Linked DNA regions of Homo sapiens: all the other regions are linked to region 2. A link is a loop called in an ENCODE intact Hi-C map of the cell type or tissue named here. Cell type or tissue: Caco-2. All regions are shown on one strand. Each heading gives the region's core, and the rest is flanking DNA. Links, peaks and the distances in the headings are about the cores only.

Region 1 (10,101 bases), core at 687-8,686, 92 kb after region 2:
TTTATTGGTGGTTTTTTTTTTGAGACGGACTCTCGCTCTGTCATCCAGGCTGGAGTGCAATGGCGCGATCTCGGCTCACTGCAACCTCTGCCTCCCGGGTTCAAGTGATTCTCTTGCGTCAGACTCCCAAGTACCTGGGACTATAGGCACGTGCCACTGTGCCTGGCAAATTTTTGTATTTTTAGTAGAGATGGGGTTTCACCATGTTGGCCAGGCTGGTTTCAAACTCCTGACCTCAGGTGATCCACCCACCTTGTTCTCCCAAAGTGCTAGGATTACAAGTGTGAGCCATGGCACCCGGCCCACTTTGCATATTTTGACTCATTTAAGATTTAAAACCCTACGAGGTAGGTACTGTTATAATTACCCTTATTTTACAGATAAGGAAATGGAAGCTGAGAGTTTAAGTGACTTGCCCATGGCCACATAGCTGGTAAGTGGTAGAATATAGGCACAACTAACTGAGCCTATCTTTCCTCAAAGCCCTGAAGAACAAGTGTCTTTCCTTCTACTACACTTAACATAAAATTTACCATTTTAACCATTTAAAAATGTAAAATCCAATGGCATTTAATGCATTTACAATGTTCTGCAACAATCACCACTACCTAGTTCCAGAATATTTCATCACCCCAAAATGAAACCCTGTACCCATCAGTACCACTGCTCATTCTCTTCTCCTCCCAACCTCTGGCAAACACCAATCTGCTTTCTGTCTCTATGAATTTGCCTATTCTGGATATTTTGTATAAAGGGAATCGTACAATATATGGGTTTTGATATCTGGCTGCTTCTTTTTTCTTTAGATATTTCACTTAGCATGTTTCAAGGTGCATTTATGCTGTGGCATGTATCAGTACTTCATTCCTTTTTGTTGCTGAATAACAATCCATTGTATGGATATACCACACTTCATTTCCATTTATCAGTTGATGGACATTTAGACTGTTTTCACCTTTTGGCTAATTGTGAACCATGCTACTAAGAATATCCTCATACAAGTTTTGTTTGAACGCTTGTTTTCAATTCTTTTGGGTATACACTAAATCTATGCTTTTAAATATTGTTTAAACAGTCTCTCATCCCCATAATACTTACATTAAAAAATATGCAGTGGTTGAATGCTTGAATTACTCTCTTCCCCATTATAGTCTGTCAACGACTAGCAGGTCTGGTGTTCCCTGAACTGGTTTTTAAATAGGAGACTTTAGTTCTCCCTGAGCCCACTGTGAAAGCAGGTACCACTTAAGATACTTCTGGAAGTAGGTGGGGCTATAAATAAATGGTGACATAAGCTCACCACTTCTTTTTTTTCTTCTTTTTTTGATGAATAAAGGTTGGGATTCTATTTTCTAAGCCCTCTCACTGTTCTTCTTTCTCTCTACAATTAGGATCCTGGATCCAAGAAGGAATCAAGTAACGAGAAGGCAATGAGAGGTTGTCAGATATAGACAAGGAGGAAAGGGTGGGTCAATGGGCAGGAAGACCTGGGAAAATGGAGCCCTTTTGGGTGTCTGTGGACATACAAAGTGCCCAGGAAAGGAATGGTAGAAGAAAGACAAATACCCCTCTCACTACACTGGCTCTAATAACCTAGCATCATAAGCCCAGAAGGGACCTTAGAGGTTCATCTAAGCAATGGCTCCTCCTCCACCTGGCTTCAGTCAGGACCACCTCTCAGCTTCTAGGGAGCACAACATTGTGCTTTATCAGTACCAATTTCTAGAGAAGGTGATTTGCCACCAATCCACAACCTTTCCACAAACTTCAAGTAAATTCCAGTGCTACATTTTAAGGAGGGCTCTTTGAAAATGTCATCATTGGTCCTGTATGTCTCCCTGTATTCCAACCACAGTGTCTGTGCTGCTGATAGCTCTACAGTTCTGTTTATTGAGTCTGAATCTTCCTTAGGTGTTGACTGCCCGAGCTATACTCCTATTCCAAACACTGTCCTGCTGTTGCAGCCTTCTCTGCTTCATGGCAGTGCATGAAATGAAAATCAATATTACGAATGATGATGAGGGTGTGGTGAGGAGAGTTCTTTAATATCCCACTGGTGTTTGTGTGAACTGGCCTGTGTCTGGAAAAAAAAAGTTGGAGATGGATCAAAAGCCGGGAAAAGTTCATGTGCATTGATCCAATTATTCTATTTCTAGGATTCTCTTGAAAAGGTCTTCAGACTAAGATCTAGATAGATGGATAGATATAGAGATACAGATATTCATCAAAACAATATCAAGAAATGTGAAAAAGCCTAAACAGTCAATATAGGGGAAAAGTTAAATAAATTATGGCATAAAATGTAATAGGGTATTATGTAGACATTAACAAAGACAATTAAAAGAACATTTAATGATGAGAAGATTTGCCTCTGGTATAATGTTAGGTGAGAAGTAGGCTCCTGAGCCATGTATAGTATAATTCCCAGATTTGTAAGTAGGTATGCACAGAAAATATCAGAAGAAAACACACCAAAATATATTCAAAATACATTCACTCAAACTGCTGAAGATAAGCAACAGTTACTTCTGGGTGGAAAAATTTTAATTGACATTTATTTTCTTCTATATTCTTTGCATTTTTTTTTGAGTTTCCTACAATGACTATGTTCTTATTCCATTATATAAAAATGATTTTTAAAGTATATTATAAAACTCTTATTAGATTTAGTGTGCATGGATGATAAATTCTTAACCATTGAGATTGTCTAATCCCTCCTCCACCTTTTACAGGGGAAGAGACCAAGGGCCAGAGAGGTTCCACAATTACCTCTTATCAAAGAGCTATTCTACAACTAAATCTGGAAGCAGATCCAGACTCCAGCTTCTCCTGCCTTATACCTGCAGGCATCAGAACCCCCGGAGGGCTTCTTAAAACATATGGAGCCCCAGAGTTTCTGGTTCAGTCAGTATGAGATCAGGCCAGAGAATCTGCATTTCTGATCGGTACACAGGTGATGGTGATGTTGCTCGTCTCGGGGCCACACTTTGAGGACTCCAATTTTATCTTTCCACTGAACCTGTGGGTCGCAGCCTTGCCTGATAATTAGAACACACACACACACACACACACACAAAAAAAAAAAAACACAAACACACACACACAAACACCCCATGCTCAAGCTCTACCTCTGCCCAATTAAATCCAAATTTCTGGAGATGGGGGCTGGGCTGTAAAAATCCTCCAGGGGATTGTAATGTGCTCTTAGAATTGAGACTGACCACACTAATCTCAAGTGCTTCAGTTCAAGGGGATTGCCAGAAAAGATGAAAGTATGAACGTAGTCAGTGCTATTGACTAAATCCCCTCCAAAGGAATTAACGTTGTTTCAAACACAAAATATGATCATGTTTCTGCTCATGCTCACCCCACACCCACCTCCCATCATGCCACTTAAAACCTCCAAAGACGATTTAAGGCAAAGGCAAAAATCCATACCATGCCCTGCAGGGGCTTGTGGGGTCTGGCCCCTGCCACCTTTCCAGCCTCGCTTGCCACCACTTTCTTCCTGCTACCCTGAGAATGTATACACACACCTGGATGTATATTAGTATGATTTTAAAATTATGACCTAGGGCCCTCACTAGCCTGCTAGCCTTATGAAACAGGCCCAGAATCAGGTCTCCTGAGGTTCTTTCCATGGAAATCCCTGGCACCACATGTGTGGCAGACTGGGGGTGCTGGCTGCCCACAGCCCACTGACACAAAGACTCATTCCTCCTCTCTGTTCCTAGAGGAATTTTACAAACATCTAAAGCAGAAAAATTATTTTTAACCTACCTATAAAAGAAGAGTTCTATTAACTCTTCTCTGGTGACTACCATGATGCCAACATTGGCTTGACATTCAGGACAGTTCTGTTGCAGGAAAAAAAAAACATGCCCATTTTTCAGCAGCTCTCTGTCTTCCTTTCCTTCCATCAGAAATGATTTCGACTTTTATGAAGAGTTAGCATGCTCTTTTTTTTTCCCTTGGCCCATTGGCTCATTCCCTGAACATATGTCTGGGGTACTGGTGTTGGGTGATGACCCTGGGTGTCCCGTTATTTCCCCAAAGCCACAAAATGTTAAATCCTGCCCAGATCCAGGAACACGCAGCAAAATGCTGCAGCCATTCGTACAGCCCTGGATGGTGTGGGAAATCTACACTTTCCTTTGTTTTCACGCTCTGTGGGTCACACTAAAATACTTTTAATGTTGGTTGGTGGTATACTAAGGGTATGCCTACTACCTATTTCTGTGTCTAATGTGTGTGTGTGCGTGTGTGTGTGTGTGTGTGTGTGTGTATTTTGTTTTGAAAAGCTTCTATGGGGATTTTGAGGGGACTGGTGGATAAGGAGGTGCGGTGATGTCCACTCTGGTTTTTTGCTATGGCATTGTGGAGCTGGTTCTCTATTCCTTTTGGGAAGAGAAAAAACTAGAAATGCTAAGTGAAATAAGCTCCAATTGCCGAATGATAATCAAAGGGGTGGTTATCTTTTATCAACCCAGCCTGCTTGATCCTATGTACTTTGAACCCTCTTGCATACTGCCAAATGAATCATCCTTGCCTTTCCTAAGAATTGCCCTGTTTGTTATATTCTTTGTTTATGGTTTTCAGTCCTGAAAGAGGAGGAAGACAACAAAGACATATAACTAAACGCAAACACATTGCCATGGCGCCAAAGAAATGAGAAAGATCAGGGTGGGACCTGCCGTCTTTCCTGCAATTGGGCTAGTTCAAGCTGTATAGTCCTGGTTTTATTTGAGGCCATTTAAGCATCAGGTGTCAACGATTAACCTGGCTCAGTCCTAAAACTGCTGCTGACCTCCAAACCTGCTGCCTTCTGATCTGAGACAAGGTTCCTTGTCTCTGATGACACACCATGCCCAGCTGCCACGCCGATTATTCTCCAGGGACAGATGGCGACTCTCGATGTGAGAGACACACAGAAGTGCCGAAGGAACAGTCTTACTGCCCCTCCTAGAATACAATTTTGCCTCATTCAAAACAGTCACCGTTCACCCAACCTGAAAGGCCTGTATGTGCGCTGAAATGGACCAAAGTACCTTGTTTAGCAGCAAATAAATAACCTGATGCTTCCTGGGTTGGCTGATCGTGCAATGCTACAGTTGCTGTCCTTCCCACATGATACCACCAGCTGTTCTGCTGAGACTGATGTCAAAAATTGTGGCTAATTTCTGATGTTTCTCACAGACTTTTTAGATATAGAAATAAAAGATACTCCACCTCATAGAGGAAGACTTTGTGTTGCATTAAGGATCTCGCGCATTTCAACACGTCATTGTTATTATTTGCTTTTTTGTTTTGTTTTGTATGCAGTTTTTGAGAGAGTCAATATTAACAACAACATGTTTTACCATCAGAGTAATCCATTTCCTTAAATACGAACTTTAAAAGTCTTAGTCCAATTTCTCAAATGCTAAACTTTAGAAAGTATGGTAGGGTTATTCTTGAGAGAATGGAACATTTGTTAAATCAAACTCCTTAAAACTTTTGTAAAACTAAGATCCAAGTAAATAGTGTAAAACCTAAGGGAGAAGCAGCTATTACGAAGTTCCCAGCTACTATCTTCCTTCTTGCCCTAGATGACTTTCTTCTCATATTCCATATTCATTTGCTTTTCTCTGTATTTTCCTTGCTGATATATGACGCAACTCCCCACTTCTGGCCAAAGAAGTAAGTGCCCCAAATGACTGACATGTGGGTTTTCCTACAAAAGTCAAGACACTCAATTTCTAGCTTATGGCATCAAACTGCAATATTGATGTTGGGTGTCTTTCTCAAGCTCCGCTCACTCAGGGGAGCCTGGGAAATCCCTGCGAAAGGCCAGACATTTGTCAAATTGCATTTTCTTGTCCACTACTTTCTTGTCCAAATTATGGCAATTTGCAAAGCAGCACTACAGAATGTACCAAACATAGCCTCCAGCTACTCCTTTACCAGGTTCTGTGGTCAGAAGTTGGAGTAAGGTGCACCTTTATCTACAGAAAAAAAAATCAAATTAACCGGTTGTTTTCTCCATGTGAACTGCCCCATGTTAAAAACAACCAAGATACCTATGAAACAGGTTTTCAAAATTTCACAAATAAAAATATCTCCAATCCCTACTGTGCTTTTTACAGTGAACAATCACCCAAACAAAATAGTCCTTGGCGCCACTCACAGCTGTGCAGCTGATACTGCTCAATATAGTTCTTGGGGATATTTAAGAATGCAGTAGTCCTGAAACATGGATGTTGACACATTCCAAAGATAATCTAAGTTTATTTCTGGTCTCCTGTGTGAGTGGTGGCTGGGATTTCCAAAATCTACAATTGGTCCTTGTATTTGTGTTTGGGAAGACTAGCTCTACCAAGCGTAGGACTGTGTTGTCCCTTCCCAAATGGAATGTCAGAGTGTGTGTGATTGATGCAGACACCTCTCAAGCCACTCCCTGCTCTGGAAAAGAGACTGTCATGCTAATGAACAAGTGTAAATATTCCAGGGGAACACAGTTCAGTCTGAAATGACCACATGCAATTTGGCCTATGCTCTGTTTTAATGCAATACAATTATTCTTGGATATGTTGCAAACATAGCTCCTTCCTTCCTTCTCTCCCTCTTACCCTCCCTCCCTTCTTTCCTTGCTTCCTTCCTTTCTCTCTTCCTTCCTTATTTCAGCAAATAATTATTGAGCATCTATTATTTATCAGGCACTGTATTAGGCCAGTGAGATAGAACAGGGAACAACCACTCTAAGAGAGTAGACAACAAACAAAACTAAGAAGTACATTGTATATTCTTTTAAAAAGTGTTGGGAACCATGAAGAAAAACAAAGCAAGAACAAGGATAGGAAGTGAGAGGGAGGTTACAACTTAAATCAAGGTGGTCAGAAAAGGTCTCATGAGAAGGTGACATTTGGAAATTTGGGCAAATACGGGCCGGAGGTGATAGGTGAGCCATGCTGACATCTGGAGGAAGAACATTCCAGGCAGAGGGTACAGCACATGCAAGGCCATGAAATAGGAGCAAGCATGGTAGGCTCCAGAAATAGCAAAGATCAGGAACAGCTAGAGTGGTAGGTGCTAGAAGGTGAGGTAAGGGACCTAGGGCCTTCTGGGAAGGAATGGGACTCCCACTTTCACTCTGAGTGACGTGAGCAGCCACTGCAGAGTACTGAACAGAGCTGTGGTATCATCTGAATGACTTTACAAAAGCATTGCTCTGCCTGCTGTGTTGATGACTGTAGGGGGGCTAAAGTACATGCAGGAACATCAGCTAAAGGCTATGGCAGAAATTCAGCTAAAGGATAGACAGTGGCTTGGATGAGGGTGGGAGCAGTGGAGGTGATAAGGAATGGCCAGAATCTGGATATTGTTTCAAGGTAAAGTCTACAGGATTAGCTGACAGGTTGGATGTGAAGTGCACATGAAAGAAAGAATTCCAGGTAATGGTGCAGTTTTGGGCACGAGCAGCTAGACAGATGAAGTTTCCATTAAATGAGATGAAGAAGACTCCAGGAGGAGCAAGAGTGAAAGAGAAGGCCAGCTGCTCCATTTTGGGTATAGGAACATTGAGGCAGTTGGACTTACAAGCCTGAGGTTCCTGAAGAGACAGATGCCAGAAATCTACTTATGGGTAGATGGATTTTAGAGGAAGAGAGTTAGTGCAGATAGAGAAGAGCAGAGACCCCAGGACTAGGTTCTGGGACACTCCAATCATTAAGGGGTCAGAAAATTGAGAACTAGTCACAAAGAAAGACAAGGAAAGCTAACGCTCACAGGATAGGTATGATGGGGAGTGAGAAAGGACCACAGGGGTTAGCAATATGAAAGTAAGTGATCATCTTGACAGGAGCAGTTTCCAGCAGCAGTCGGGGGAATCTGATTGCACGTGTTTTAAGAATGGGAGAAGAGCACTTGGATCAGAGACTACTGTACAGCCAGTGCTGGGAGTACCGGGGAGCCAAGCACTGCAGTAAAAAGAGTAGGAACAGGTGGGATCCAGAGAGTTGGCTTGTTTCTCCTTTTAAGAAAGAAAGAAAGCTACTGAGATTTCCCTTGTCCATCATAAAACCACACCCCACATAATAAAGAGTCTGACTCCATTTTTATTGTTTGACTGCTTACTGATTGCAAGTCAAGAACAAGGCCAGTGCACTCCCTCCCTTGGTGTTGGTGGAAGTTCAAACCATGCAACCCCTGCTGGCATGAGAACACTTACCCAGCTCCGCCTCCTAACCACCACAGAACGCTGAGCCAGTCCCAGCTCTCTCAAGCCATTTTATGGACCTGCCTGGGGGTCAGTCCTGCTTCCCCCAGAAAGTCACATCATGTGAACAATAAAACTTTGTACATCCTTTTGGTGGAAGTATGGCATCATCAATCTCAACACCAAACAAAATTTTGGGTAGTCGGGCGGGGGGGGGGGGGGGCGGGTCCGTTTGGTTTCTGTGAAGATGTCATGGCGGCCCATTGGAGCTGAAAATCCCCTGAGATATGACCTATAATGACCTATACCTGCTCCTACTCCCCGACATGTTATCAATTCTCAGAACCCAAGACCCATGCTGCAAAGACATGATATTCTTTTGTGAAGAAGCAGCACACATGCTCCCTACCACTTAAAACATAGTGGTAGTTTCTAAATCTTATTAGAATCGTATCAGCAACAAAACAGAAAAAAAGAAAAAACCTAACAATTATTGAGCTCACGTTGTGCCAGGCAGGTTAACCATTTTCTCATTTATCTGCACAACCATCCTATGCCACTGGTATTATTACCCTCATTTCAGATATGAGGAAGCTGAGCTTAAGAGACTTCTCACTATGCAAGCTTGCACAGCTAATAACTAGGAATTGAACCCAGAGCAAGCTACTTCCAGAGTTCATTCTCTTAAACTTCATGTGATTCTGCCTCCACTTATCTGTCCCCCACTAGAGTGTAATATCCTAAGAACCCTGGACTTCATTTTCTAATCTCTTTGGTACCAAGAAACATAAAAAGCACTTAGCAAAGGTTTATGGATAAATGCGTGTGTCTGCAAACCTCCTGCTGATTTGCCCAGGTTCTCACAGCCAGTTAGTTGTAGAGTCAGGACAAAAAGTCAGGTCCTTGAACTAGCTTGAACCAAGCTCTTTCCCCTATGCAACAACAGATCTGATCCATATCCATGCTCTCCCACATTGCACAAGTTAAACAACATGCCCTACCCCACCCGCTACACACAAACACGCATATCAAACACAGGCAGGAAATTGCCAGACAGTGTACTCTGTTAAAATCATCTTAGGAAGTAATTTGGCCATGTGGATAAAGAGTTTCAAAATATTAATATCCTTTAAGATTCAGTAACTCAATTTCTAAGAATCTATCCTAAGGAGATGGTTTATAGCAACATGATTTCTAATGTGAAAAATGGAATATATTGTGCACGCTCTAACATCAGGAAATAGCTACGTACATATGACACTCATGCAACAATAAAAATGATGCTTGTGAAGAGTGTACAATAATATGGCTTTAATATGCTTCATAAAAAAATGTAGAATACAAAATGATAACTATACTATGCTTACAGGTATATTTAAAAAATCCCAGTGCATAGAAAATCATTGTAAGGAAACAGACCAATGTCTACCTTTTTTTATCTTTTAAAACTTCTTTAATTATATTACATTTATAAATGGTATGAGAAAAAAAGAAAAACTTTGCCACAGAAAAACAAAATATTTTTTCCCAGTTTTGTTTTGTATTTGAACTAGGAGAAAATGTTTCCCTTAGGGAAAAAATTAGGCAAGTTTCAAACAAAACTAGAAACTGAATAGATCTAAAGTATCAGAGTCTTTTGTGATCTAGATCTCACAGCTGGGATACATTTGCAGAAACTCTCAGATGTGCAAAACAAGTGGTTAAGTAACTTTATTGGAAATGAAAATTCTTAATCTAGCAGGTATTAAGGAAGGATTCACTTTCTGTGGGACTTAAACTGAGCCATTTTAGGGCCTCTATTGATAGAAATGAAAATCATTCCAAAATGCAAGAGAGATCACTATGACATGTACAAACATGATTTAGGTTAAATCCCTGAAGAAATTTTCATCTTTAGCCAAGAGAAC
Region 2 (10,101 bases), core at 1,434-9,433:
ACGGAGTGAAATTGAAATACTTTTTGAAGGTTTTCCAAAGCCTTATTTGACAACATTTGCTATATTCACTCCCGTTGCTCTGCCAACCCCCAATCCTGTCCCTTATCATGAATTCTTTTTTCATGCCAAGTCTCAATTCCCTCTTCTTTTTCTGAATCTAGAGATGGTAGGCCCATTTAAACTGAATGTAGTCTGCCTCATCCAGGAAGCCCACCTGGATGAGATTTTGGTCACACACTTTCCAGTTTTACGTATACAATGAAAATGTCTTTTCATGCTTAAAAAAGTCCTCTCACATACTTTCTTTTAATTTAAGGTGTTCATAACCTCTAGATATACACTTTCCTTTAGTGTAAGGCCTTTGGTATGTGGAAACTCATGTATCAAAATTAGCTGTATTATTCTGCTGGCACCAAAGCTTGATTCATTAATTTAAATTCATTTCAGCCATCTTCATCAAATTTCTTTGTTAAATTTCTTTTAACAATCGAACTGTTTTGCTACTTTATAAATTACTAATTTGGGAGAAACAAAAAAATAGCTTGTCTACATATACAAATCGAGAAGCTATAATTAAGTTCCTGCTTGTCATTATCTACAAAGATATACACTTTGATCAATATAATTTTCCTGCCATGCATTTCTGGGTGTTTATAAATGAACTGAATTGTGGTGGGAAAAGATCCCAGTGCCTCTTAACGACTACAATAACTCTCTTGTAATTTTCTCAAAGCAAATGGTATTCGTTTACTCTTTTTCTTGAAGTTCATAATAAAAGCGAACAGCTTTTTGTTAAGAATCTTCAGGTTGTTAGATCTAAAGGGTCTGAAACTAGATAAATGCATACTTTAAGGAAATAAGCTTTTAAAGCAAAGGGGTGGGGAAAATACCCCCACCTCTTTAGCTGCGCAGAGTTCAGTCTTTTTTTTTTTTGAGATGGAGTCTCCTTCAGATGCCCAGGCTGGAGTGCAGTGGCACGATCTCTGCTCACTGCAACTTCTGTCTCCCAGGTTCAAGCAATTCTCCTGTCTCAGCCTCCCGAGTAGCTGGGACTACAGGTGCCTGCCACCACGCCCGGCTAATTTTTGTATTTTTAGTAGCGACAGGGTTTCACCTTTTTGGTCAGGCTGGTCTTGAACTCCTGACCTCAGGTGATCCACCTTCCTAGGCCTCCCAAAGTGCTGGCATTACAGACATCAGCCACCGTACCTGGCCTTGTTTTTTGATTTTAGACAATCGTTAGTAAGTTTAACAATGGATACTGAAAAGGATGTATTACTAGCATTGTAACTTACTATAGTCTATGAAAATGCACTGAAGTAAAAGGTGAATTTAGGAATAATGAATTGGTACCTCTCTCCCTTCCTCGAATTTGGCTGATAAATAGGGATATCTGGCTAACAAGTTCCAGTCCAGGTGTTGCTGGTTTCCAGAAATATTCTCTTCCCTGCAGCTTTCCACTAGTCACTGTTATGTTGTGTGGCAAATGATTAACTCTCACCTCGGACTTTGCCTGCCTGCTTTTAAGTATGATGGGATTCAGTCTTGGAATGGAAAAAATACAAAAGTCACCTTAAGCCTTACAGTGCAAGGGTTTTAATAGTCCACACTAAAATAGGCTGTACAGTTTTGTAGTTTAACATTAAAAGCAATCCTGCCTTATTTTAAAATGCTTCTACTTAAGAATGCTTCTTCCTCCCCCACTCCTTCACTTAAGGTATAAGTCTACCCCTAAAGTGCATTTCTCAGGCATTAAAAACAGCACTGTGATTTGCTTTCCACAGAGTCCTAAATAACAGCCACCTTCTTCATTTGAGAGGCTACAGAGTTCAAGCTGAGCTGTGACAGGAGCCAGGGGGCCAGGGCCCCAGAATAGCTTTTTGAAAAAAAAATAATTATGCCACCCTCCTCCGCGGCAGGTATCTTCTCTTACCACAAATAAATATTTAATGCATCCTTGGAGTCATGAAATATTGAGAACCCAATTGACACTTCAATTTCCAGAAAAATAAAATCATGAAGGCATTGTGTAAATATTCTGAATTTGGTGGAATGAGACAACGCGTAAGGGGGCGGGCCTGAAGTCTCGGGTTTGGAACTGGGGGTTTGGGGTAGTGCTGGGTAGGCAGTCCTGGAGCGCGCAGGCTATTGGGGCTACTGCTTGTCCTCGTGGGGGTCACCAGGAAAGCCTGCCTCCTCCGGGGACCTGCCCGCCTCCGGGAGCAGCGTGGCGCGCACTTTCCTCTTCTCCTTAAAGCGGCCGGAGCGCGAGATCTTCAAATTGCGGCGGCTGCTGCCGGATTTGTCCCCGTATAACTTGTCTGGTTTGGGGGGCTCGCCGGCGCCCCCGAGGAGATTGGGGTGCTGGTTCTCCCGGGAGCTGCTGGTCCAGTCCGGGCTGGGCGGCGCAGGTGGCGTGGGCTCCCCGGGAGCGGGCTGGGCGGGAGGCGGCACCCCCACTGCGGCTTCCTTGCTTTTCTTTCTGCTGTTGGTGAGCGATTTCCACCAGGGGCCGGAGCTGCCAGCATCGCCGCTGTCGGCCATGGCCGGAGGGCCTAGGGGCTCCCGGCACCCAGATGGAAGGGCCAAAGCGGCCCCTTTCTCCACGTGGTCTCCGGCCGTTCACTCCACCCCTTCCCCGGCTTGCCACACGTGGGCTGCGGGGTGGATGCTGAGGCAGCGGCCTGTGCTGGGGAAGAAAACAAAACTTGGTTACTGGGTTGGTTGAAGTCACGTGCCCCCCCCAGTCCCCTTTCCTCCCTTATGCTGTCTGGCACCGGATCGGCCAGGGTCGGAGCGACCCAATCCCGTAGCTACGTAGCCCACATTAGCATTAGACGCCACTGCGCCCCATAGGGTGCTGGCGGAAGTGTCTTCCAGGGCACCATCACCTGGTCTCTAGGCTGAGCCTTGAACTCTTTGGCTTCAACCTTTGCCTTTCCTTCAGGGGAAGTGCAGTGCAGTGGTCAGCGTGCCCGGGGGACCCAAGGGACGTTCCCACCCCTCTGAATCAACCCGTCTCTAGAGGGAAAATGACCGCCCTGTCCACACTGCTTGACTGTAGATGGACGCCAAAAGGTGACCCATCCGACCCAGGGCGGCCTCCCTTTGGATAAGCACCTGGGAGGAGGGCGCTGGGAACCAAGTGCATCCTCTCTACAGGTGAACGGTATTAATTAGTCCATGGTCAAACAGTCACGAAATTTCCCTCCAAGATTTGCCCCCATCGACTTTCGTCCCAGGAGCCTTTTCGATGAGATACTTAGGAGAATTTATATCCCAGTAGGAGAGAAGGACAAGCTTATGATATTTGTTTTGGTTCTTTTAAATTCTACTTTTGACCACTTCTGCCTTGTGACTTTCAAAGAAGCATGTCTAGACTTAACTTCCCTTGAAAACCGCCATCCTAATTCTTCCTTTTACTCCCCAGAGCCCAATCTTGCGTCTGTTTGAAGTCACCCCCGGCTGACGGTTGAGATGAAGCCAAGTATCAAATGGCCTCTTCCCTTAGTTTTGTATTAAAATATGCACCGAGTCTGTACGACGCAACTCAACTCTGGAGAATTTCAGTTACAAAGTAAAGGCTTCTCTTCTTTTCCTTGTGCAATTCCCTCCTCCCAAGGAGAAAGAACGCAACAAGGAACTCCGAAACAATGTGCTTCTTCCCCAAGCTTCTAAGACCCCCCCTCTGCAGAGCGAAAGGCCGCTTCTGAGCACTTAGGTGCGGGTACAGCAAGCGAGACTCCCAGCCCACTTTCTGTGCGGGGTCTCTTGGGCGCTGCCACCAGCAACGGCAGGATTCGCCTGCGCCGCGGCTCACTTCCAGGTTTCCGCTCGGCTCCTTCCCAGCCCACGCGCCGGGCGCTCCTGGGATTGGCGATCGCGCTGGAGAGGGAAACTTCGGCGGTGTTTGTTGTAGGAGGTTCTCCTCCCGGAACCGCCAGGGAGAGGAAGTCTGATCGCCTACGGGAGGCGGCGGGGCGGCCTCGGCTGCGCCCCGAAACCGCAACACCGGCTCCTCCCCAGGATGCCCTGAGGACACACTCGGGCAGCGACTTGAAAACAATACAAGAAAAAACGGCCAAAAGTTCTTTCGGTACAAAAGGCACCCACGCCCTCAGGCACAATTAGCAACTGCGTCTGCAAACATCCCATTCCCTCCTACTTTGCAGATCGGAAAAGCAACCCGTACCCCCAAGTCATTTACTAACAGTGGTGGTAAGGTGTCCTGATGCTGCTTCCTCTCCTCTAACCTACATTTTCTTCTTCACAATCATCAACTTTGTGAGCACGGAAGGGCTTTGTACGAATTGCGCAAGGAAAAGATGGCAAATTACTCAAAAGTACAGAAAACGGAGTCCTGGAGCGTCCGTGGTTTTCAGCCTCTCTTAGGGCTCCGGGAGGCGGGTACCTGGGAGGTACCAGGCAGCACCCCAGGGTGACCCCCGGGGCCAGGCTCTGTCTCGGCGGACGCCGAACCACCCCCAGTCGCTCACCTGCTCGGGCTTAACAGGACCCGGAGGCCTCGCGCGGTGAACGCGGCCGAGAGCACGAAGGGGGCGCGCTCGGGTCAACCTGGAAGCCGGGGCTCGAGTCCCTGGGCGCGGACTTGGAGAGATCAGGCTTCTGGAAAGTGTACAGGTCGGAATTCCCGCAGCCCAGCTAAATCAAGTGCTGCTGCTGGTCTCCTCTGGCACCTCCAATTGCTGCGCGCTGCGGCGGAAGCCCGGGGCTCGCAGCGCAGTCTGTTCTGGTCGGAGGGGGCGGCGGCGAGGGGCCGCCAGACTCGCTGCCCGGGTGGAAGGTCCAGGGCGGCTTTCCGGGCTAGTAGTGTTTCATTCGCCGGCGCGTCCCTCTTCCCTGCTAGCACCGCCCGGGAGCCGGCTGAGAGATGGGACCCTGGCTGTTCACTCCGGCGCATCGAACTTGCCTACGCGTCCGTAGGAACGCAAAAAAGACATCTGCCCACCTGCTGGTTATTTGCCAAGTGATTCGGGAAACCAGAACCCTGGGGCAGCTGGGGGAGAAAAGAAAATAACCCAGGAGGCGGTCACCGCTGCCACAGGTGCAGGTAGGAACTTCGCGTTCCCACCCTCCAGGGGAGGAGATTGGATCAGGCGCCAGCCTTGAGGTGTCTGATTGGAGAAAAGCTGTGCAGTGCCGCTCCCCCGACCGACTCCTTGAGAAGAAACGGCGGAGACCTGAGACCCGGAGGCTGAGGCTGTAGGTGGGCTCCGCTGGGTAAAAGTTGCCGCAGCAGCTGTCCCTTGGCCCCATCGCGATTTATTTTTCCCCCTTGCTTTCCGGGTCCCGGGATCCCAAGTTTGTAACTAACGGGAGCGAATCCACACCCGAGCAAAATGTTTGCGAGTTTCAGGCGCCCTTAGTTGAAAGGCTGTAATTAACAAGTCCGCTGTTTGCCAGCCAGGCGCCGTTGCAGGCGCTTTCTGTGGATTGTCATTTATTTCTCACAGCAACCCTAGGAGGTAGGTATTGTTATTATTATTATTCTCACTCGACAGGCGAGGAAACCCTAGCACGGGAAAATGGTTGCTCAGGTTTGCCTGTCTGGTACGTGGCAGAGCAGGGTTGGAACCCAGGGGGCCTGACTCTAGCTTCTACGGTCTTAACCACCACAACCTGCCAGTCTGAGACTCTTAACACGACTCAGTGAGGATGTGAATTTCCTTCTTTCAGGCCTGGAAGTCCATGGACAGCCACCCAACGAGGGCAGTGTAAATCCAGCCCTGAGCCACTGCAGGAAGTGAACCGGGGATTGCACTCCTGGTCACATAAGAGTACTTTTTTTTTTTTTTTTTTTTTGAGACGGAGTCTCGCTCAGTCGCCGAGGCTGGACTGCAGTGGCGCGATCTCGGCTCACGGCAAGCTCCGCCTCCCGGGTTCACGCCATTCTCCTGCCTCAGCCTCCCGAGTAGCTGGGACTACAGGCGCCCGCCACTGCGCCCGGCTAATTTTTTGTATTTTCAGTAGAGACGGGGTTCCCCGTGTTAGCCAGGATAGTCTCGATCTCCTGACCTCGTGATACGCCCGTCTCGGCCTCCCTCCCAAAGTGCTGGGATTACAGGCGTGAGCCACAGCGCCCGGCCAAGAGTACTTTTTATTCATTTGACATAAAGATATTGGCACAGGGCATTTTCACTAATGAAGGCAGAGGTGCAGCTTGCTTCATCTTCCAGGATGCTCTTGTTTCAAAAAACGATTTTGATGTTCCTTGAGCTCATATGCAAGCATAACTCCCCTGAAGGACTGGGTGTGGAGCAACTGAGCATCTCTGTTGTGAAAACTGTTTGCAGTATAAAAGCAGTGAAAGACAGCCGGGCAAGATGGCTCAAGCCTGTAACCCTAGCGCTTTGGAGGCCGAGGCGGGTGGATCACATGAGACCAGGAGTTTGAGACCAGCCTGGCCAACATGACAAAACCTTGTCTCTACTTAAAAATAATAATAAAAAACAAGGTGGGTGTAGTGGTGCACGCCTGTATTCCCAGCTATTGGGGAGGCTGAGGCACAAGAATCATTTGAACCTGGGAGGTGGAGGTGGCAGTGAGCTGAGATCCGGCCACTGCACTCCAGCCTGGGTGACAGAGTGAGACTCTGTCTGTAAAAAAAAAAAAAAAAAAAAAAAGTAGTGAAAGACATACTGCCTAACTCAAATAATTTGCAATATAGAATTAGTAGAAAAAATTTTTAGAGAGTATTTCAATTTGTGAAAGATAAAAATATGAATATATGATTTACTTTTTAGTTTGGGATTCTTTGAATTTCTATGATATGCACAGCACAGGGTATTTGGAAGTCATGCATTTTTATATATTTCTCGGGATTACTTTTAGAGCATAAACTTTCAATCACAGAAGCAGGATTGAACAAAGGCAGGCCACCAACTTTGAGGGGAGAATGGGATAATTCATCATAGTGCCATTACTTTACAGATGAAATTGAATCATGGAAGAATGCCTTTATCTGAGGAGTCATCACCACTAGGGAGCTATGGAGGTGGGTTTTTACGTTGTTGGTTGAGCATATGGGTGAAAATAAAAAATTCAGGAAAAGAAAATAAGTTCTGCCAACTGGCTCCTCAAGTGTGATTTTAACAAAATGGTCAACATTTTACTAATAAGCAAACCTCTACTAACTGCTGAAATTAACAAAAAAAAAAGATTATTTTGCATGCCCTTTCTCATTTATATTCAGCAACTTTGAACTTAATAACAACATCTTACAAATAACCCTTGTGTACGGGGAGGACATTGAAGGAGAGACATGAAAACTGAGGAGAGATTAGCTGAGATGCAGAGTGGGTGAGCATTTCAGATGGAGGAAGTAGCGTGTGAACAACTTGGAGGTGTGAAGAAATTGAGGTTTCTTGAGAGGCAAAGAGCAGGCGCATGTGATCTGAGTGAGGAGAGGGAGCTGAAGCTGGAGAGGTGGGTGTGACCAGAACATTCAGGACCACAACCCACTAAAGAGGAAGAACATGGTAAGATTCGCAGTTAAATGTTGTGCAGTGGTGTATAAAGAATGAATGGGGCTGGGCGCGATGGCTCATGCCTGTAATCTCAGCACTTTGGGAGGCCGAGGCAGGTGAATCACGAGGTCAAGAGATTCAGACCATCCTAGCCAACATGGTGAAACTCTGTCTCTACTAAAAATACAAAAATTAGCTGGGTGTGGTGGCGTCCTTCTGTAGTCCCAGCTACTCAGGAGGCTGAGGCAGGAGAATCGCTTGAACCCGGGAGGTGGAGGTTGCAGTGAGCCGAGATCGCGCCACTGCACTCCAAGCCTGGTGACAGAGTGAGGCTCCATCTCAAAAAAGAATGGGCCAGGCGCAGCAGCTCACATCTGTAATCCCAGCACTTTGGGAGGCTGAAGTGGGAGGATTGCTTGAGCCCAGGTATTTGAGACCCGCCTGGGCAACATGGGGAAACCCCCATCTCTACAAAAAAAACAGAAGAAATTAGCTAGGTGTTGTGGTGTGAGCCCGTAGTCCCAGGTGCTTAGGTGGTGAGGTGGAAGGATCACTTGGGCCCAGGAGTTCCAGGCTGCAGTGAGCTATGATTGCACCACTGCACTCCAGCCTGGGCAACAGAGAAAGACTTAAAAAAAAAAAAAAAGTGGATGGTAGAGGGGACAAAATGGGGCAATCAGGATACCAGTTAGGAACTGTTGGGAGACTTTAGGTGGGATATTCTGAAGCCTGTAGTACAGTGGTGGGAGTTGATTTGGTGGGGGATGAAGATAATTAGGTGGATGCAACAGGAATGTTGGAGATAGAATCAACAGGGCACTATTTCATTTAATTCCTACAAATAAGGAGATTGAGTTTGACTAGAAGCTGAGAAGGGAAATACTTTCACAGCCTTCCCTGTGACTAGGAGTGGCCATAGTGATTCAGTTTTGGCCTATGGGGCTATAAGGAAGACTTCTGGAAATGCTTCTTTTCCAGATAAAGGACAGAACCTCCTGAGAGAACATCTTTTGCCACACCCTTGATGCTTGCATTTAAGCACAGCATGAGGATGTGACGTCTGGTGTGACAGCAGCCAGTGAGGCAGCAGGGATGGGAATAGGACACGTCATGCTAAGGATGATGGCATGGGAGTGTGGAAGTGTCTAGGTCCTCGATTACACCATCCATTCCCTGAAGGAACCCTGGAACCACCTACCTGTGGACTTTTAGTTCAGTGAGATCGTACATATCCCTGTGGTTTAACCACAGATTTAAACACAGTTTTCTGTTACTTGTAGCCAAACCCATTCCTACTTGGTAAGGACTATTTTAGTTAGAGGAAGAGACGATATTGTCCAAAAGGGAAAAAAGCTAATATTGCCACATTTTTTTGGACTAATATGAAAAGTTCTTCCCAGAAGGAGGATTTAGTGAAATGTTAAAGTGATGGGCAAGTTTTTAGAGGCAGAGAATGCATCTGTAAAATTTTGAGTTAAGGGAATGGGTAGATAAAACATATGTATAGTGCATGGATAAGTAAACTGGGGGTAAGACCAAAAGGTGAGGTTCATCAGATTATCTGAGATATCAGTGTAATTTGACTTTTAAAGACAGTGTTAAACAATTAAGACTTATTTTTCTCCATTTTTGCATCTAGAACTGTTTTAATCTCTCCCCACCAAGACACACACACACACACAAATGGTTAGTATTACAAGTATAGTTGTGTTCTGTAACTATTGATCTGGGAATCATATTGTTTGGTTCTACAAGGAGGACATGGTCTGGCCCTACAGCTCTGTATTGTTAAGCTAGACATCTTACATGATAGATGCATTTAAAAGTTGATTCATCTATTTAGTTAATAGTAGATGACTTTTAATGTTACAATATTGACATATGCTTTAACTGGACAATGCTTACATTTCTTAATTTATCTTGTCATTATTTTTCAAAAATGCATTGATGATTTGGGTGAGGACACATTTTTTCTTTTTCTTTTAAAAAATTAGCACCAGGCCTGGTGGCTCATGCCTGTAATCCCAGCACTTTGGGAGGCCGAGGCAGGCAGATCACCTGAGGTCGGAAGTTCAGGACCAGCCTGACCAACATGGAGAAACCCTGTCTCTACTAAAAATACAAAATTAGCCGGGTGTGGTGGTGCATGCCTGTAATCCCAGCTACTTGGGAGGCTGAGGCAGGAGAATCACTTGAACCTGGGAGGCGGAGGTTGTGGTGAGCCAAGATCACGCCATTGCATGCCAGCCTGGGCAACAAGAGAAAAACTCCATCTCAAAAAAAAAATTGCTTCTTTTAAAAAATTAAATTGAACCTTTAAGTGCAATAAATATTTATACTCAAAGACAATAGAGAAGGAATTATTAGAGGACAAGCATTGCACTAGCAATTAAAATCAGATTTTTACAGGTTAACATGGCATCTGCTCTCTTAGCAAATCTGGCATTGAATGGTAGGTTGAGAAATGTATTATCTTCCTTTGAAGCATCTGTATTGGGAACTAGGCAAAGAGAAAAACAAGATGAGAAATTTAAAGAAATATAGAAATCTAGCTAATCAAAATGAAGAAAATAAGAATCACCTATGTTCTTTTCATTCAGGGATGAGCCTGGTT
Region 3 (10,101 bases), core at 1,310-9,309, 76 kb after region 2:
CATGATATATGTGGTTCATTCTTGACCTAAATATTGTTATATAGCACATGATTATATTAAAGGTAGGGAGCAGAAAACAAAAGAGAGCTCATCCCTGAGCACTCAGTGTTCAAACATTTAGAGAAAACCAACAAAGTGTTCCAGAAGCCAAGAGGTGAAGAATGTTTTAGGGAATGAATGGTCAATTATGTTGAATGCTGATAAGAGGTTCAATGAAATAAGTACTAAATATTGACTCAGATACATGGAAGTCATTAGCAACCTTAGCAACAGCAATCTCTTTGGATGGCTGAGGGTAGAAGTAAGACTCAACTGAACTGAAGAAGGTAAGGAAGTAGAGAAATATGTGGGTACCTCCTCTATCAGGAAGGCTGGCTATGATGTTCAACAGAGACAGAGGATAGCTCAAGGGAGATGTGGAGTCAAGGAAGGACTTTTTTAAAAGATGGGAAACACCAAGGCAAGTTGACTTGTTGATGAACTTGATACAATAGGTAAGAGACTGGAAATGCAGAAGAGAGAAAAGATAAGCAAAGGAGTGATGATCCTCAGAAGTTGAGAAATGATGGAGTTTAGGGTATCTGTGGAAGCAATATATATTTAAGGAGAAGAACAGTTGAGATCTTTCCAGAATTCGTAGTGAGACACAAAATATTCAGATTAAAAAAAAGCTAAATGAAACTCAAATCAGATAAATAAAAATAATCTGTATCTATGCCATTATACTGAAATTGCAGAATACCAAAAGACAAAGCAAAATCCTAAAACAACAACAACAACAAAAACCAAAACAGGTTATCTTTGAAAGGGGAGAAATAGGTAAAAATAGAGTTTTCTTCAGCAGGAAGACATGAATAGATTATTGAATAATTTCATCAAAGTGCTCTGACAAAAATACTGCCAACCTAACTTTTACACCCAGCTAATTATCATCTAAGAGTAAGGGTGAAATAAAGATATTTTCAGACAAATGTCAAGAGTTTCCAATCACAGATGATCACTTGAAGAAATACTAAAGGATATACTTCAGTGAGAAGCAAATTGAATCTAGGAGGAAGGATTTCCAGAAGCAGTGGTGAGCAAGAAAACTGGTAAGTGTGGGTCAATCTAATCATGCCCTATTTGCATACAACAATAACAAGATGACTAACTGTAGGGGACTTAAACATGGGGTAAAAAAATGACATGGAAGTTTGAAGGGGATGAAGAAGTCTAAAGTTCTCTTAATTTGGGAAATGTAAGAAGAGCTACTAATTAACTGAAGAATATTTGAAGTCAATTATGCATGTATTAAATTTTTGATAATTTAAAAAAGGGTGGGATGAAATCCATTAATCAAAAAGAATATATGGCTGGGTGTGGTAGCTCATGCCTGTAATCCCAGTGCTTTGGGAGGTCAAGGTAGGAGGATCACTTGAGGCCAGGTAGAGACCAGCCTGGGCAACATAGTGAGACTCCATCTCTAAAAAGAGTTTGAAATTTAGCTGGGCATAGTAGCACATGCCTGTAGTCCTAGCTACTCAGGAGACTGACATGGGAGGATGGCTTGAGCCCAGGTGTCCAGGGCTAAAATGAGCTATGATGGCGCCACTGTGCTCCAACCTGGACAACAGACTGAGATTGTCTCTCTCTCTCACACACACACAAATACATAAGGGAAAAAGAAATATAGGTTTAATTAAACCAATAAAAAGCAGGGAAGGAGAAAAAAGATGCAATAGAAAAGTACAGTGATTGTAGAAAAAATCCTTATACAACTCTAATCAGAATAAGTGGCTCTAATTCATCACAAAAAAAGATTTTTAGATAACATTTTAAAAATCCTTTCAAGAAACACAACTAAAACATAACATGAGAGAAATGTAAGAAAGAAAGCCATACCCAGCAAACTAGCCAATAGAAACCCAAAATAGAGCAAATATATATATTTGCATTATTAGTGATAGAGATAATAGAGATTTATTTTTACCAGAAGTATATAATTTTGAGCTTTTATATGACAATATGGTCTCAAAAATATAAAGCGAAATTGAAAGACTTACAAAGATAAATTGACAAATCCACAATCATAATGATTTTGACATCTTTCACAGAAACTAGTAGATCAAATAGCTAAAGTTGATCTATGAATACGAAAGGGATCTCATATCCAGCCATTCAAAGAACACACACACTTTTCAAAACCACTTGGAATATTCGTATCAATTGACCACAAATTAAGCTTCAACATATACAAAAAACTGATACCATACATACCATATTCTGAATATAATATAATAACATTTCAAATAGAGAGCCAAAGCCCAGTATGTTTGGTACAGTACATTTGGTACCAGTAGTATACACTGGAAAGACAAGAAACCAAATCACACATATATGGATACTTGGTATATCTCAGAAGTGGCATTACAAATTAATGGGGGAAGGATGTCAGACAGATGAATTATATCCTATTTTCATCTTATTTCCACCTTTCCAGCAACTCATTATTCACTCGTTTGTTTGATATTTACATGCTGATTGCCTGCTTTGAACTTGGCCCTGTACTAGTCCTTGGATATACAAAGTTGAAATAGATCAGAGGAATAAGAACTGCCTGCACTCAAGGATCTCATTATCTACAAGAATAAACAGGCAATTATGTGTCAGGTGATACAGCAGAACACGTAGGAGATCCTATGGTAGTATAATGGAGAGAATAATAAATTCTTCCTAGAAGTCTGCGGAAGGGGATATTGAACTGGGCTTTGAAGGATGGATAGGAATTCACCAGCCTGGGAAAGATTGAGCAGGTGGGGAAGTGATGGTGTTGACTGGAGAGCAGATGACTTGAGGAAGACATTTACAGAAGAGAAAACAGCATAACCAAAGGCCAATGAAGGTGGGCTTAGGTTTTGAAAGGCATTCTTTTCTGGCAAATGGTGTTTCAAAAAAAAAAAAAAAAGGAATGACATCACGTTGGTCTCTGAAACATCTTGAGTGGATGAAATAACCTCATCTTAAATATCCCTATATCTTGGGGTAAAAATGAAAATGCAATATTTAGAAATTAAGTGAGTGGCTACATGTTTACTACACGTGGACAGAATGCATATTGACAAAATATAAACTGGCCTATTGTTTCAGGAAAAACAGGATAGGCTAATCACAGATTTTCTAAAATTTCACTTTTTTTGCCAATATTTTTAAAAATAATTGAGCACATCAGGATTGCATTTTAATGCTTATTATCACTGTCCATATTTACCAACATCCTTTCCCAACAAGTATCCCTACTGCCTTTGATCTGTTCTGTCCAGCCAAATAAATGCATAGACGTCTCGAAGAGCAAGTAGCACCCAGTGTCCCCACACAGTCCCCAAAAAATAAAACAAAATGAGAATAGAGCAAGGATGTAAAGTGAAACATTATTTTAGGCCCATTGCCTACTTTCCTTTTTGGTGATGGGCCATTGTTTATTTTCACGACCGATATATTGTTCAATTTTCTTTTGGATCCACAAGGACAATCTCTAGACAGAAGGCTACGTGTAAATGCTGAGGGCATGCTCTGAGCCCATTTTATTTGGCTTCTACTTATTATGTCTACTCTTTCATTGAAATATACCGTATCTTAAAATTCACTGGTCGGCTTTTTCCATTTTCTGAAGTTCACTGATTTGCAAGAATATCTTTTTAGAGAAAGAACAGTTTGAAAACTTGAGGGCAGTAACTAAAATATTCTAGACAGGAAGAAAATACTCCAGACAGGAAGAATGTCTGTCCAAGACTATTACACTAGGCACGGTCTGCCTGGAATTCAAAAACCACACCAAACAAAAAAGATGATATTACACGAGATAAGGTATGTTTGACAAATGGCCCAGGAATGGCTACTTTGCAAAAACAAGAGCAAGAAGAGTCATCCAGAAAGATCTCAGGCATTTAGCAAGTATCTCTCAACACAGCTCTTTCTAAATGAACAGGATGTTATTTGTCTCATAGCTGCTGAATCTGGAAGGCAGTATTCTCTGGTGGTTTTATACCAGATATGTTTTGATGGGTCAATGTAGACACCACCCAGATGTATTAATATCAGCTCAGCCTGGGATCGAAACTGTAAGAAGGAAAAGTACCGTTTATGACATGCTGCAGTTGAGAATTTTTGCTTTTTCTTACCAGTATACATCATGATTTCTTAGCCTCGGCACTACTGATTAACATTTTGGGCTGGAAAATTCTTTGTTGTGGGGGTCTGCCTCGTACATTGTGGGATGTTTGGCAGCATCGCTGGCCTCCACCCACTAAATGCCAGTAGCACTCCCAGCTGGGACAAATCACAAATATCTGTAGGCATTGACAAATGTCCCCCAGGGGTCAGGGGGAGGTGGGGGGGTGAAGTTTCCTTTATTGAGAAGCAGTGGTATAGATGGAAACCTTATTGCCTCAATTTGTCATTTTATTATTCATATTAAAAATCAGAATTTTATTCTTTTGCTTTGAAAAGGAATCTTCGGGTCAGAGGCAGTTTGTTTGTTTGTTTGTTTGTTTAGCTACTTTATGTTCACAGAAGAGAGAGCTAAAGTCCCTTCCAGCTACATGTGGCTGGGTTCTGGAGGTCTAGTCTAGTGTTTGCCCAGGGTTAACTGAGAGGCTGGAGGGCAGGCAGCCTATCCTGCGTCACCCAGGTCAGCAGCACAGTCAAGGCTTCCAGATCTCTGCCAAGGACTTTTCCTATAATTTACTGTATTTCCCACAACCATGTGACATTCATCTCATATGAAAAATTAGGTTAAACTTTGAACTCTCCCCTTTTGCAAGACCAGATGAAGTCCTAACCTTGAAGTGACCCTTTTCAGATGTACGAAAACACAGCAGAGGTGAATCAATCTATGACAGACACTCTGAGTTCCCTCTGAAAGGCTGGCCAAGGAGATGGGGCAGGAGAGCTGAGTTTCTCAAACCGGGCACCACAGATCCCTGGACTTCTCATTAGCAGCTGCCCTAGTTTAAGATAGGATTGCATTTCTAAAATATTGATTGTCTCAAAGCTTTCTGGGAGTCTCCCCACTGCATAAAGTAAGATGTCCTCATGCTACTTAACTTTGATCAGGTTTATGAGCACATCGACACCCACATCCTTTTGACACTTCCCTGCTCAAAAACCTCGAGTGGCTCCCCATTGCCAGTAGTGAGGTTTCTCAGTCTCAGCACTACTGGCATTTAGGGCTGCACAACTCTTTGTTGTGGTGGCCTGTCCTGGACGTTTAGTAGCACACCTGGCCTCTACTGGATGCCTCTGGAGGAAGGAGAGGGAGAAGGAGAGACAGAGGAAGGAAGAGATAATGAAAGTAGGGAGGGAAAGGAAGGAGGGAGGGGGAGAGAAAGAGGGAGGGAGTTAGAAGGAGAAAAAGAAGAAAGGAGGGAGGGAAGGAGGAAGAGAGGGAGAAACTGGCTCCAGGTATACTCCCAGTTCCTGTTTCCACCCGTCCCTGAGTTCTGAGTATTCCCTGGAGGCTTTATGAGACCATCCTGTATAATAGTCTATTTAGCTTAAGATAGTTTCCAGGGGTTATATTACTTGAAAACAAGGACTTTGTAATCATTATAATGTGGAGCAGGCTGAATTAGGAGGTAGACAAAAACAACTCCTCTTCATAGCACTCTGGGAGCAGAAACAACATTTTTTTAATAAAGCCATATATTTCCAAACCTGTTTATTCCAGTCTCACTTTGAGTCCCTCATTTTATATTTAAGGTGATGAGTTTTGCCTTTGTTTTGAATTTTCTTTCCAGACTTGTTTCTGGCAAAACAGCCTTTTCTGATTATTAACTTAAAAAACAAAACAAAACAAACAAACAAAAAAAAAACAAAACAAGCCCCCAACCATTCTGAAGCCAATTTCTGCCTGTGTCAATTTGCAGGTGCAATATCCAGCCATCCCTGTTCTCCAGGCACAGAAGTAGCATCAGATGGACAGAAAAGGGTGATAGACACCTGGGAGCTTGATAAGAAGGCAAGGCAGACAAAATGCTGGGAATGACACGAAGGGCTGACACACTTTTATGAGGTCAAGGGGGAAGAGGAAGAGAGAGGGGCTTGCATGCGGGAAGCAAAAAGTCTTCTTCCAAAGCAAATGACCACTAGACTGAGAAGAATGCAAAAATGAATGAAAGGCCTAGAAATCATCAAGGAGCCTCAAATCCAAACTGGGAGGTGGTGGTGCTGCCACGTCCTGGACAGGTGTTTTAGTGGGAGCGTGGGGACATATTCTTAGCTTCTTGAACTTCTAGTCCTGGCCTCCAGGATAGCACGGGGTGGGGGTTGCATGTTGAGAAGGAGCATGCTACAAGAGCACACGCGATGGGGTGTGCCATGGGAACGGGGTGCTCCTGGTGCATCCTCAGTCTGTCAGCAGAGTGGGGGACATATAAGAGTAAGTAGGGCAACCATTTCCCCTACGTCCTGATGGGATGCTTTTGAAAGGCGCCACACAGGACAGCTGTAGTGAACTGGGACAGATCCCTCCTCCCCCTTACCCGCCCGCTCCCATGGATCAGACACGGGGTAGCACTGCACAGTCACCATCCCTGGCAAATGGGGATTGAGAGCTGGCCCGACACATCCTGATAGGGCCTCCATCTCTCCTGCGCCATCTGATGACCCTGGCAAGGGCCCACTCCGTGGAAGGACTCTAGTACAATGAACACAGGTGCATACAACACACAAGCCGCACAAGAGGGCAAACTGCAGGGCAGGGAGTGAGGAGAGGGCTCCGAAAGCTCAACTGTAGGGAGATACGGTCCCCTGCTTTCTGCCAACGTGAATGAACAGCTTGTGGGCCAGGACTTGTTCTAGACACTGGGGTTTCTGCAGTCAATAAAACAGACAAAAATCCCCACTCCACGAACCCTCTCTCCCCACCCCCTCCCATCGGGAGTTTCCCTCTGGTAAGGGGAAGGCAGGCAAACACACACATAAATATGTACGATGTCAGCTGGTGATCAGCGCTAGGGAGAAAAGGGAAGCTGGTACAGGCTGGGCAGGAGGTGGAAGGGGGGTGGAAAGGGAGTGGGGAACACACAGTGAGGGGGGTTAGAACTTTCTGGGCCTCTGCTCTCCATCCATATTCCATATCGGGAAGAAGGAAGGGTATCCTGGAAGTGCATGGGGGTGGGAGAGAATTTGGCAGGAAAGAGTGATGCAGATCCCCATGCAGACTGGAGAGGCTGGGAACAGAAGCAGCAGGCTGAGTGGGGGAAGGGCCTGCTCAGGAGACTCTGATGGCTCCAGGGCCCAGGAATCATCATCTTTCCACCATCTGGCCCACCCCAACTGATGATTTAAATGTGATGGACTCCTTTCTGTCCCCGAGGTCTCTCCCCTGCACCTTATTCGCTCCTGGCACATTTCTGACTCCAAGTTCTCACTCCTGTTGTTTGCATAGCCCGGGTGCTCTTTCTTTCCCCTGTATAACCATCCTTGATCTATTTATCTACTTGGGCTTCAGCCAACTTTCCACCTACCCACGAGGATTCTTGGTTAAGGCTGAGAGAACAACCACACTGTCTCTTACACAGGATCTCCAGCACTAGGGAGCCCCCTCCTCTTTGAATGCTCACAGAAGCTTGTCTTTTACTCCTGTTTTTTTATACATCACCACAGGGTCAGCTTCAGGGCGCATGTGACCTGCGCTGTTGCACAGAGCCCTGTCCTTAGCATGGTTTAATGTGCTGCTGTCATAGTTTTGAAAGTCTCAATTTTTTTTTTTAACAAGAACCTCATATTTTCATTTTATACTAGGTCTCACACATTACCTGCCCAGTCCTGCATAATCAATCACACATATTAGTGTGAACTAATAGCTACATCATAAATTTGATTATAAAGTATAACACATACTCTGAATATGAACCAGCTACAGCAAATAGACACTTTCAACTTGCTACTAAAAATGGAAGCTCACCAGCTATTTTAAAGTTTTTTTGGTGCCTCTTTTAATGAAGAAATGCTTGGTAAAGATAAGAGACAAAGAATAACTAAGTTTCACCACTTTCTATCAGAGCAATGAAGCACTGATAAGAAAAATCCATGAAAACTTTTCTTTACAGATGTTAAAATCAATAGCCATGGAAATCAGCAGTTATGCCTGGACCAAGGGGTTGACACTTAGGAGCAATTAGATTACATCTAAAGACCTTTTTTCATGGACATAAAAATCTTTAATGAAACTGTAAACTTTAACATTACTGACAATGCATCCTTTAGGGTGAGGCTAGAGATCCTTCCTATTGAGGGTTCCTGAAAATGTCAATTACAGTTCCTATAACGGGTTGCATCGTATATCCCCCGAAAGGTGTGCTTCACTCCTAACCCTGGGTCACTGTGCATATGACCTTATTTGGAAATAGGGTCTTTGAAGATATAATTAAGACGACATCATACTGGATTAGTATGGGCCCTAAATCCCATGGCTGGCAACCTTATAAGAAGATGACAGATATACAGAGACATACAGAGAAGGCTATATGAAGATGGAGGCAGAGATTGGAGTGGTGTGTCTACAAGACAAAGAACGCCAAGGACTGCCGCAACCACAAGAAGCTAGGAGAGAGCTGCAGGGCAGTTTCTCTTTCAGAGCCTCCAGAAGGACCCAACCCTGCCCATACCTTGATTTCAGACTTCCCAGCCTTCAAAACCACCAGCAAATAAATCTGTGTTGTTTTAAGCCACCAAGTTTGTGGTCATTTGTTATGACAGCTTTAATAGAAAGTACTTTTTAAAAGCTAGGAGAAAAATGTGTGAAATCTAAATCTAAATCATCTAAGTCATCCATTTACTTTTTAAACAAACGAGGGGTATAAACCAGTATTGGCTACAGGATGGAATACATTCAAGGAAATAACCATCAGGCTTTATTTCATTTTCTCTTACATATAATTAATGAGAGAAGAAGAAAGAGATGGTAGAAAAGAGACAAAAGAAAAAAAGCCATGAAGAAGAGAGGGTAGAAAATAAAAGACTGAAAAAGCTAGATACAAAAATACAAGTGAGAGGCACAAAAAGATAATAATAGATGCTAACATCAAATGAATACTTACTGGGTGCCAGAGACCACGATAAGTGACTCGCATGTATTCTTTAAACCTCCCAACACTCCCATTTTATAGATGAGGGAACTGAGGCAGAGAGAGCTGAGCTCTTTGGAAGAACATGGTGTGGCCAGGAGTACTATGCGGGCTAAAGCTACCTCAGCACTGTGCTAAGTGTGGGCAGGAAGCCGAGCAAGCCGACTGCCGGGCCTCTGGGGTTGGCTGGCCTGAAGATTTTCAGAGCTCAGCCATAAGGTATTATTAGGGTGGACCATTCAAAAGAGAGCTGTTCCAGTTACAGCAGAGTGCCTCCTTAAATCAACTAGATAAACAGAGATGCAGTTATAAAATGAGCTAAATAACCGAGTGGTTTTTCTCTTGACAAACAGTTTTCATTTTAGAGAGGAGTCTGTTAATTTCACCATTCCTCCAACAAATACGTCTCAGTGCCTAGTAGGTACAAGTAACCCTAGGAAATCCAGGCTTTAAATAAGCAAAGATTGCATCAGCACACAGTGTTGAAAAGTATACAATTATTGCATGCGATGAGGTGCCAACTGTCCTTTGGTTCCCAAAGCTTTTGTTCTCAGAGCCGAATTTTACTTTGCTTAGACAAGCTTTGTTTGAGAAGCAAAGGCAGTGACTGTGAGCTTTCTGAGAGAATAGAGCGCAAGGTCCCAACTTAGGGAATGTTGGGGGTTTCTATTCATTCCTCTTGACAAAGTTCCTGGGCAGAGCAAAGGAAAGGGCTTTTTACCTGGGGTAATAGTTCTGACTGGGGCAAACAATCTTGTTATGGGGTAAGAAGAGAAACTCTACTGGCAAATTTGAATGTCAGGTAGGAGGCCTCTAGAAAAAAGTGCAGGCCGGGCGCGGTGGCTCACGCCTGTAATCCTAGCACTTTGGGAGGCCGAGACGGGCGGATCACGAGGTCAGGAGATCGAGACCATCTTGGCTAACACGGTGAAACCCCGTTTCTACTAAAAATACAAAAAATTAGCCGGGTGTGTTGGCGGGCGCCTGTAGTCCC

The links. Hi-C counts contacts between places; a loop is a spot of excess contacts. Peaks named below come from ENCODE experiments on the same cell type or tissue, not always from the same donor. Only the 100,000 strongest peaks of a DNase experiment are listed, where the experiment ranks them.
Region 1: a loop joins it to region 2, with 2.6 times the contacts of the local background. A loop is called at or near these places in 8 of 110 quality-filtered maps.
Region 3: a loop joins it to region 2, with 2.3 times the contacts of the local background. A loop is called at or near these places in 8 of 110 quality-filtered maps.

The regions. Positions count from the first base shown.
Region 1 is chr7:29,466,457-29,476,557 of GRCh38, reverse strand. The region is part of intron 6 of CHN2 (chimerin 2); the gene reads right to left. Among named protein-coding and RNA genes, the nearest start is that of PRR15-DT, 92 kb to the left of the region's middle. In Caco-2, for the core only: no CTCF peak of the experiment used is centred there; a DNase peak (open chromatin) is centred at 4,847; H3K4me3 peaks cover 242 bases.
Region 2 is chr7:29,558,773-29,568,873 of GRCh38, reverse strand. PRR15 (proline rich 15) reads right to left here and starts at 5,039. Exons shown (of 2, transcript NM_175887.3): 1 at 4,497-5,039; 2 at 1,581-2,689. The coding sequence starts at 2,544. The coding sequence ends at 2,155. PRR15-DT (PRR15 divergent transcript) reads left to right here and starts at 5,183. Exons shown (of 2, transcript NR_183550.1): 1 at 5,183-5,486. RefSeq lists an enhancer at 2,553-3,416. In Caco-2, for the core only: a CTCF peak has its summit at 4,551; DNase peaks (open chromatin) are centred at 3,933, 4,583, 5,113, 5,763 and 1 weaker place; H3K4me3 peaks cover 5,059 bases.
Region 3 is chr7:29,482,955-29,493,055 of GRCh38, reverse strand. All of the region lies in intron 7 of CHN2 (chimerin 2), which reads right to left. Among named protein-coding and RNA genes, the nearest start is that of PRR15-DT, 76 kb to the left of the region's middle. In Caco-2, for the core only: no CTCF peak of the experiment used is centred there; no DNase peak of the experiment used is centred there.